Linked DNA regions of Homo sapiens: region 1 is linked to region 2. A link is an interaction called in ENCODE POLR2A ChIA-PET data of the cell type or tissue named here. Cell type or tissue: Caco-2. All regions are shown on one strand. Links, peaks and the distances in the headings refer to the core of each region. The heading gives the core; the rest is flanking DNA.

Evidence for each region. ChIA-PET counts read pairs that join two places held together with the same protein. Peaks named below come from ENCODE experiments on the same cell type or tissue, not always from the same donor. Only the 100,000 strongest peaks of a DNase experiment are listed, where the experiment ranks them.
Region 1: POLR2A ChIA-PET joins it to region 2 with 13 read pairs; 2 of 35 experiments call an interaction of 5 or more read pairs at or near these places.

The regions. Positions count from the first base shown.
Region 1 is chr4:164,874,501-164,879,889 of GRCh38, forward strand. It overlaps APELA (apelin receptor early endogenous ligand), which reads left to right and starts at 2,678. Exons shown (of 3, transcript NM_001297550.2): 1 at 2,678-2,907; 2 at 4,420-4,509. The coding sequence starts at 2,832. The coding sequence ends at 4,508. In Caco-2, for the core only: no CTCF peak of the experiment used is centred there; a DNase peak (open chromatin) is centred at 2,671; H3K4me3 peaks cover 1,440 bases.
Region 2 is chr4:164,805,040-164,810,428 of GRCh38, forward strand. No RefSeq gene overlaps it. Among named protein-coding and RNA genes, the nearest start is that of SMIM31, 54 kb to the left of the region's middle. In Caco-2, for the core only: no CTCF peak of the experiment used is centred there; a DNase peak (open chromatin) is centred at 2,772; H3K4me3 peaks cover 172 bases.

The sequences.
Region 1 (5,389 bases), core at 103-5,102, 69 kb after region 2:
CATATTGGATTTAGGACCCACCCTACTCCAGTATGACCTCAATCTTAACTGATTACATTTGCAATGACCCTATTTCAAAATAAGGCCACATTCTGGGTTCCAGATGGACATAAATTTTATGGGGCACAATATTCAACCTCGTACAAGAAATATATTGCTAACTTATCTTTTGTTTTATAATAGCTTCAATAGGCTTTTTTTTTTTTTTTTTTTTTCTTTTTTAAGAACTGGGATTGGGGCCTTAAAAGGGAGGATAGCGAAATGTTTGAGGGCTGAGATTATGGAATTTGGATCCCATCTATTCCTCTTCCGGTCATCTAGCCCTTGGAGGCTACACCTCTTTAGCTGTCAGTTTTCTCATCTGGTAAACAGGGAGTCATGATACTTCAGAGTGTTTTGGGGAGGATTATGCGAAGTAACATATGCAACACACTTAACATAGGATTTGGCCCGGGGCACAGCCCTTGCCTCCCTCACAAAGGCTGTCTGTAGGATAGAAGTCTAGGTTTGTGTTCCTGTAAACAAAGAAGATGCCTTGTTCTCTTATACTTGCAGGCTGAAAGTGCTGTTTGCAGAGCCAGTTGCATTGTTCTGACACTTTCCTACCAATATTTCTCCATACCTAGTTATTCAGTACTAAGATGAATGATTTATTGCTATTGTTGACTCACATTCCACAGAAATGCTGGATCACTTTTCATTGTACCTCCATGTCTAACATTTCAGTTGCTCATTGACTGTATAATCACTTTATTACTATACTCCAAAAGTCAACTATTTAAACAACATCTTTTTGTTTGTCTTTTTGAAAGACTAATTTTAAAACATGTAAATAAATCATGTGTAAATTTTCATGAGTTTAATACATAATCACTCTTTCAGGTAGAAAACCAGGTATTTTATCACATCTTTTTTCTTTTAATGAGAAAAATAATGTTCTATGTGGTTAGATGACTTAAATATAACAGTTTGCTCTGTCCTGATCAGTGGAGATATGTATCTTCCACAGCACTGGTGCATATTAGTGATATTCTAGGAATTCATTGTTGATCACCTGGTAATGAAATATAAAAATTTTAGTCAATATTTGCTCTCTGTGGTAGGTCTCTATCTTATCTATAAAGACTCACTACTAAACCTTTGAATAGACTTAAAACTTGGCCTGAAAATATAGTGCCAAAATCTATATTGATCTCTTATTGATTTAACATTCAACTTTGTTAGCATGCTGTTTTCCTGAATGCTGTACTAAGAAGACTGGGGCGGGAAATGGGGAGGGATTTAAAAATCTGAATAAACTCTTTGCCATTCTTAAGTCACTTGTATATCATGAGTTCAAACTCTATTGTATTCCATTGATTTTATGAAGCAATGGACAGCATGGTAAAGTAGGACCCTTTAACACTATGCTTGCAGTCCCCAAACAGGTCAATATATTCTCAAGACTTCAATAAAGTGAATTTAAGAATTTTTGTATGCCATCGCCTATTATAAACTTCATGCCTAACTAGACAGGCAGGGAAATTTACAGATTGACTTATAAAATCAAGACAAATTGTGCATTAAATTCAAACCTCAGGAAGCCCCAAGGTTATGTACCAACTACCTGAGTCTAAAGAAGCCAAATACAACAAAATTCCTAATGGTTCAAAACAAATTACACATGCTTTAGAGCTAGTACTTTGGCTGTACTTGTGTTTCAAGGCATACCTATACTATTCTTTTGGCATTTTGCATTTTACCTAAAATATGTTCGATATGGATGTTATAAATGGAATTTATTATACTTACATAATAAGTATAGTCATTTCCATTTATAACAGCTGTATCTGATATATAAGGGAGCACTTGAAACAAAAAGAGATCTTGGTGCATGTGTGTAAAAGACAAGGCTAGACTGTTTTTGTGTTTTCTGAATTCACTGGGAGATGAACTAAGACTTGTTTTCTCCATCTCCAATTTCTGTGACTGTGGTATGTTAGCCTGGTATTCCACCACATATAAATTTTTAACCGAACACAGATTTCATGAGTTTGTGGCTTGCCTGAACTTCCTTTTTTAAAATCCTGGACATTTGCAGATGAAAATAATCTGTTACTTTTAAAACTGCACTTTACAAAATATTAATATAAATGTATATGTTTTGCAGATTTATTTCAAAACATTCTAAATTCCAAAAATCTTTACTGTTACAAACCCAGTGAATTAGGCAATTTGGAGAGTTCGTGTAAACAGGCACTACTTTGCAGTAAGTTTGGTAAAGATAAAGCATTTCAGCACATGTTCTGCCACAAAGCATTTGGGACTCTTATGTTAGAGCTTCAGAATTCCTTCTGAAAAAGACAAAAGAGAGACTTCCTGTCATTTCCACTGGTTTCTGCATGTGGGACCAATATGGGCAAAGTTTAAACAGATGCAAATGGTAAGGGGAGGAGGCAGTGTCACGTCTTGTTTTACGTATTTCTTCATATCCAGATTGAATTTAAGTCATTCTCTTCTTGGAGCTTTTGGAGTACACTTCCACTAAAGTTATAGCATGCTTGAATGGTTTATTTCACCAATATTTGCTTATGGAAATAAAGGGGAGTGGCCGAGGAGAAAGGAGAAGAGGAGTGGAGGAGGGGTTTGAGGCTGAGGGAGGCTCTGACCACAGCACAGAGCACCGGCAACTTTGTCTAATGTGATCATTAACCTTCCTGCAAAACACAGCTGGCAGTTCTCTGAGGTTTGTCACTAGAATGTGAAGACAGCCACACAGATATTGCACAGACTATTTACAGATCGTTTGGTTTACATTGAGAGTCATTGCTCTACTTTTGTGCGGTAGGAAAATGAGATTTCAGCAATTCCTTTTTGCATTTTTTATTTTTATTATGAGTCTTCTCCTTATCAGCGGACAGAGACCAGGTAGGCCTTTGATACATTTGTACAAGTAACTTGTTTTGCCTGTTTGCATCCCTGGGTCTCTGAGCATGATTGTGTTTATCTGAAAACCACTTAGGTGTGCTTGCAGTTAGTAGTATTGGGGATAAATGTGTAGGATTTTGAAAGTATGCTATCTATCCTGTTGGGTCTATTATTTCAATATTTTAAAAACATCTGGACTTTGAAATGATAAGTATTTTACCACTATTTTTCCTAAATGCCAAGAAAATAGATCTCTAAGCTATTGCAGATTATGTTGTCTTTACAAGTAAAATGAAACAGAAGTGTTCGTCTATTCATTATAAAGGTAAATAAATGTATAGATTTTTAGGTAAAATGCAAACTCCAAAGCAGTTTATTTAAAAAGTATGTTGCTGCCCAGAGTAGGGGCTGAATTAACATACAAAAAGCATAATGCAACAAAATGCAGATTAAATCTTAAAACAGGTCAATAGCTGTCATTTCTAATTATGTAACTAGGCATGTCACTTAAAACAAATAAGTGCAGTTTTTATTATTATGCTTATACAGCTAAAAAGCATCAAAAATATGTATGATAAAGATACATAATATTAATTTACTTGACATGTTTTCAAAGATGATATCAAGTATATTGTACTTAACCAACAGAAATTTAGTACACAAAAGTATTCTAATGTACTTTTACTTCAAAACCAAACAGCTAAGATTTCAAAGAACCAGTAAGTTTGAAAAAAAAAAGAAAGAAAAGAGAGAAAAGAAGAGAGAAAGAAAGAAAGAAAGAAACAGAAAAAAGAAAGAAAGAAAGAAAGAAAGAAATTAGAAAGTTAAAGTTTTCTGAACCACAAACCCAACTTTAAATAAAAAGGTGGTAATATTTACATCCAAATATGTTAAATTATTCACTTGATAATATACTTCTTCAGTTAGAACAGAAAACGATGCATCACTTGTTAAAAATTCAGACTTTGCTTTTTAGTGAATTAGAAGTTTGATCACTGTGAGTTTATTTCGAATGATGTCCCCTGGTCTGTGCTTTTACATAAGTAAGAAAAAAGTTCCAATTCAGCAACTCTGAGAAAGCAGCTTGATCCCTTCTCATTGTTTACAGCAGTCACTATTCAAACCATTTATACTTTTCAGAAATACACAGTAGCTTTGACAATGTTCTTACAAAATATTTGTGATTAATTTACTACATAAAATAAAAGGTCTAGGAGCATTTAGGAAAAAATCATTCAAAAGGAGGAGGATATTACTATTAAGATGTTGCTATGTTGCTCAACGATGGAGTTAAAAAAATAGGAGTAAAAGAAGATCTTGCTATTAACATTAACTGTTAGGAACACCCCTTGTGTATATGCATCACATTGGTTTTTAATTTTATAATCACATTTGAACAAATGGCAAATAACCACAATCTAGTTTGGCTCCAAAATATGTTTGCATTGTCTAGATTAAACAACAATTAAGCCTCTGAAAAATGCTCCTAATACTTCTCTCTTTTTCCTTCAGTTAATTTGACCATGAGAAGAAAACTGCGCAAACACAATTGCCTTCAGAGGAGATGTATGCCTCTCCATTCACGAGTACCCTTTCCCTGAGGTATTTCTGACAGAAAATAGATTCGCTACATTTAGGCAGTGTTCCAAATTAGATATACCAGGAAATGTTTCTTCACAGTTTGTAATATGTGATAATGGCTTATGGCAATGTCAAGACTTAAGAGATGCATACCAATAAATGAAAGAGTTAAATGAATGACATGACTTTTGAGAATTGCTTTAATAGTTAAGGAAGAAAATTAGACAGATGAGGACAATGTAGGAAAATCTTGATAACTGTTGAATCTGAGTAACAGCTATTTGGGGGCTAATATTATTGCGGATGTTATGCAGAACGAGCCGATTCCCCTATTAAGACCAGTGTGTATGAAAGCATTTGGATGTATTCACCCAACAGCCCCATACCAGCAATGAACTACCATCAATACTTCGGGGTTTCTTTTCTTCTCCTCCTCTCCTCCTCTCCTCCTCTCTCCTCTTACCTCTCCCCTCTCCCCCAGGGTCTTGCTCTGTCACCCAGGCTGGAGTGTAATGATGTGATCCCAGCTCATTGCAGCCTCAACCTCCCGGGCTCAAGTGATCCTCCCACCTCAGCCCCCCAAGTAGCTGGGACTACAGGCATGCGCCACCACTCCTGGGTAATTTTTGTATTTTTTGTAGAGATGAGGGTTCCCCATTTTGCGCAGGCTGGTCTCGAACTCCTAGCCTCAAGTGATCCACCCGCCTTGGCCTTCCAAAGTGCTGGAATTTCAGATGTAAGCCACCACACTTCATATTCCTATTCAACTATTATTTGCCCTCAGGGTTTATTTATTTTTTCTGAAAATATTTCTTTTAATAGATAAAGTAAAGTTAACACTAATAAAATGGCAGCTTTCCAGCCTCACCAATAGTAGTGATCTTGATAGTCACATCTTAAG
Region 2 (5,389 bases), core at 67-5,066:
AAGTTTGCTCAGATAAGAGAAAGAGTCCATCAAGGAAAATAAGAAGATAGGGGAGAGAGGCTAAAAAAAGGTATAGTGTTTCCAACAGTAAACATTTCATTTTGTCTTACAATAGGCAGGAAAACAGTCTATTCTTTGTTATTTTCTATCTGTTAGTATTTTAACTGATAAAAGACTGAAGTACTTTATTTCTTTTTGCTCTGATTTGGGAAGAAAGGACAGGACTTCAGAAGCACTTATTCTTAAGAAGACCTTTGTATTTCAGGCACTCATAACAGTGATGAAATACACAGATGGGTTCAAAATGTTACCTCTGCATTTATCAATCCAAATAAAATGATTATTATCTAATGACTGGAAAATAGATGTAAATGTTTCTAAAAGTAAAACCAACAATCCGTTATTTGTGCTACCTGGAAGTAGAGAAAGAATAACTAAGGTTCACAAATAATACAAAAGCTGACTTCATTCAGTGGTTTCAAGCTTCTCTCAAGCTTAATCTATTATTTGAAGAGTTAACCAGAAACTAAACCAATCAGCTGAAGTTTTAACTTTTTCTTCTTTCAGCTCTAAGTCCTTGTGGAAAAAGATATTAAAGTACAAGGAAAAGACCATAAGTCTTGCAGGAAGTAAAAACATGAAGAGAAAAATGTGGAGAGACAAGTAAACTGCGTTTTTCCGCAGTCTCAGAATTTATCCCGCTCTGTGTAACCCAGAAGTGACTGTGAAGGCGCAACCTGTGTATGTAGCCTGGACCCCACATGCTCTGCTACTGAGCTTGAGTCATTAATCTTCTGGCCACCGATTTTTCTCTCAAAAATTACATGAGCTTCCTCCATCAATAAATATCTTCAGTGCTCTATCCATTAATTTCCCATCCACTGAATAAAGGTTACAACAACTATTCATGAGGTTAGGTTTGTTTAAAAATACAGTTTACATCAATTAAGTGGGGTACATTAGGGAATTAGAAGGAGAACAGAGAAGGCAGCAGTGAGTGCTTCCAACCCAACTTCAGGGGCTGGGACAAGGTGAAATTACAGAGATCACAAACTGAAGATACTAAACAGGAATGAAAGGGGCTGGTCTCACATGTATCACAGCCTACCATTTCCAGAGACACAGCTCTCAGGTTCCAAAGGGACTAGTTGACATCAATTGCAAGATGGTTTTCTAGATCCCACAGCCTTTCTCAACAACAGTTTACAAGAGAATTAGCCATACAAAAAATTATTTGAGTGACTGTTTTTTCAATTTTCTGAAGGGTTGTGCATAACTAGTACTATTCTAATTGCACAGGAGAGAAATTAACTCATAACATTAATGCCTTAGGGTAGGTGTTGACAAACTAAGAACATAGCTGCCCACCCGTTTTTGTAAAATTTTTTTTGTATTTTTATTTGTTTATTTATTTTATTTTGAGTGGAGTCTCGCTCTTTTGCCCAGGATGGAGTGCAGTGGCACAATCTTGGCTCACTGCAACCTCTGCCTCATGGGTTCAAGCAATCCTCTCACCTCAGCCTCCCAAGTAGCTGGGATTGCAAGCGTGCACCACCACACGTGGCTAGTTTTTGTATTTTTTGTAGAGGCGAAGTTTCACCATGTTGGCCAGGCTGGTCTTGAACACCTGACCTCAAGTAATCCACCCACTTCGGCCTCCCAAAGTGCTGGGATTACAGGTGTGAGCCACCGCACCCGGCCCCATTTTTGTAAATATGGTTTTTTGGTAACACAGTCATGCTCATTCATTTTTTGTATTGACTATGACTGTTTTGAAGCTATAATGGTAGAACTGAGTAGATACAGATATGTCATTGCTTACAATTGCATATAAACTTTGGAAGAGTAAACAAGAAATTGGTAGCATTATTTGTTCCTAATGAGGAGAACTAAGGGTCTGTGAACAATTGCGGGAAGGAGACCTTTCCATATACAGCCTTTGGGCATAAGCAACCATGCCCAACCCCAAGTCTCTTCATAAAGGAAAATATTAATAATTTGTCTTGGTTGAATGTATGTTAAATGGAACAAAATTGATTCCTTTAAAAAATTATAGCCGGCAGCAGTGACTCACGACCATGGGCCCAGCACTTGGGAGGCCCAGACGGGTGGATCACTTGAGTCCAGGAGACCGGCCTGGGCAGCCTGTAGAAACTCTATGAAAAATAAAAAAGTTAGCCGGTGATTTGCACCTGTGGTCCCGGCTGCTAGTAGGGAGGTGGGGGGCAGTGCTGAGGTGGGAGGATTGCTTGAGCTCAGAAGGTGGAGGTTGCAGTGAGCCATGATCTTGCTCCACTGCACTCCAGCCTGGGTGACCGAGTGAGACCCTTCTCAAAAAATAAAATAAAATAAAATAAAAATTATAAACAAGGAAAAGTCTTAGTTCATAGATGAAATGATTAGACCTTCTTCTCTGGAGTAATAGAAATCGGTCCTTTCTGGATGAGAACCAGCATCTTTGCAGCCTTAAGCCACCTGAAGCTTAGTTGGCATGAGAACGTAGTTAGAAAACTCCTCTTTATTACTGAGAAGCAAATTCCAGAGGTTCATCTGCCAGGACTAACTTGGATCTGAGGGGTAGATACCTTTGCTCAAAAATGCAAATCTTCAGAGCTCGCGGAAGTGGAAGAATAACTACATAGGCAAAGAAAATGCCATCTCTGTCTCCGCGAGCTTCCTCTAGCAGGCCGGGATTTTTCATGGTCAGCCTGTTTGAAGCTCTACAGAAGCGTTCAGCCTAAGAGGTTTGTGTGCTTGGACAAAGCCCAGCGTGGACGCCACACACTTGAGGACGAAGGCATTCCTTTCATGTTAGCGGACTTTGGAATTTCCCTCCCTGGGATTTGTATTGTTTTCTCTTCGTGTTGGGATCAGTCCTATCGGTTTTTTTTGTTTTTTTTTTTTTTTTTTTTGCTTTTTTGTTTTTTGTTTTGCTAGAATTCCTTAGATCTTACCCTGAGCCTCTTATTCCCTAAGCAGATGTCTTTGGTTAGATTTTTGAAATGCCACCATTACCTTCATTTGATACTGGAAGAACTACATTGGCATCCTGTCTTTGCATTTGGGTAGATTTTACTCCTAAGTATTTATTGTGAGCAAGACTAAGTGCTTGCCTTACCTGGCCTCATGGAGTTCTCCCACGATGCCATCCTCCTGAAGACTCCATAGCTGCCTCTGCTTCACAGAGGAAATTGGGGCATAGAGTGTTTAAGGAATTTCCCCGGTGTCTTGGTACCTCACTTTGGCATTTCTTGGAATACCGATTCATTAAATCTGTTTTGTGTATGTAAAAAATATATAGAGATAGAGCTGGGCGCAGTGGCTTACGCCTGTAATCTCAGCACTTTGGGAGGCCCAGGCGGGTGGATTACCTGATTTCAGGAGTTCAAGACCAGCCTGACCAAGGTGGTGAAACCCTGTCTCTACTAAAAATACAAAAATTAGCCGGATGCGGTTGCGGGCGACTGTAATCCCACCTACTTGGTAGGCTGAGGCAGGGGAATCGCTTGAACCCGGAAGGCGGAGGTTGCAGTGAGCTGAGATTGCGACACTGCACTCCAGCCTGGGCAACAAGAGTGAAACTCCATCTCAAAACAAAACAAAACAAAACAAAAAATATACAGATAGATACATAGAGAGATAGATATATACATAGATATACATATATAGTATCTTTTGAACTTCAAACCATGTGATATAATATATAATTCAACAAATTAATTTTAATTAAATTAAATCCTTAAAATTTAAAAAAGTAAAATATGCTGTATGATTTGTATGAATTACGTATCCATTAACTAGCCGTTTTAAAATAATTAAAGGAAAAAATGGACAAAAGATTGGATTAACTCCCAAAAAGTGTCTGTTGGTAGTTCTTTTTTTCAAGTTCATCCCCTTCTAATATAAAAGAAATCCAATTTCAGTTATCGAATATAAACTTTTACTCCCTTGGAATTTGCCACTTGCTTTCTCTTGTAATTCTCTTCAAATCTTTGGCAGTCTTAAGTCTATTTTTGTATAATTTATCTTTTCTTTTAACTACTTACAATTTTCACTTAACATTCTGTAAGTCACAAATTTCTCAACAACACATGGAAAATAAAGTATACAGCCAATTTTATAAGGATTAATAAAGATGTTAAAGTTTGAGAAGATATTATTCCAACCTGAGAGTGTTTCAGAGTATATGAAAATGCTGAGCAATATGAGGACAAAACCTGCTTATCCTTAGCACACAGGCTGAAGTGGGAATTAGTCAGGGGAAGCTATGCTATACTGTTTTTACAAAAATTTAAAAAGGGGAGAAAAAGAAAAATCTCAGCATCTGAGAGCATATATTATTTCTCATGTTGAATATGGTTGACAATTTGGTTTTGTGGTCGGGTTACTTACGTCCAAGTGGGAACTTAGAGACCAAGACTACTTCCATTGTGATGTTGCCACTTCAACACGTCATCCATAAGAAAGGGAGAGAAGTGTAAGTGAGAGATTTTTATGAACCAGATCTGAAAATACATACATCGTTGCCACCAATATCCCATTGGCCAGAATTAGTGATATGATATCCTACCTAGCTGCAAGAAAACTGGGAAATGCATCTTCCAATGTGCTCAGGACAAAAATAAAATGGTTTGATGAACACATAGCATTGTCTTTGTCCGGTTGAGAAATCAAGAAAACACACAACTTAAATACATTTCAATAATGGATTTTACTTAACACTGCCAAATTCAAAATGATCTTCCATAGATTATTATTGTCATCAGAATACTCACATGATCTTACTGGAAATTAATGCAGATAAGAAATTTTAACTCACAGCGTTCACTAAGTTTTTTTGTTTGTTTTGTTTTTTTTGTTTTTTTTTTTGTTTTTTTTTTAGATAGAGTTTCACTCTTGTTGCCCAGGCTGGAGTGCAATAGCACGATCTCGGTTTACAACAACCTCCACCTCCCAGGTTCAACTGATTCTCCTGCCTCAGTCTCCCGAGTAGCTGGGATTACAGGCATGCACCACCATGCCCTGTTCATTTTGTATTTTTAGTAGAAATGTGGTTTCTCCATGTTGGTCAGGCTGGTCTAGAACTCTCGACCTCAGGTGATCCGCCCGCCTCAGCCTCCCAAAGTGCTGGGATTACAGGCGTGAGCCACCGCACCCAGCCAAGAATTTGCTTTTTTTAAAGAAACATTTAACTTGTATGGATTCTCAAATACCTCTCAGGTTGATTCCTGAGCTTACCTTTTTACATTTATAGCGGACAAATATGGACTCAAGAAATAGATAAGCAAGTATAAACTGTTTTAAAATTTAGTAACATTTGCATCAATTTGTTAAAGTGTAATTATAAAAAAAGTGCATAATGTTCATTCATATGTAAACCTTCATATAT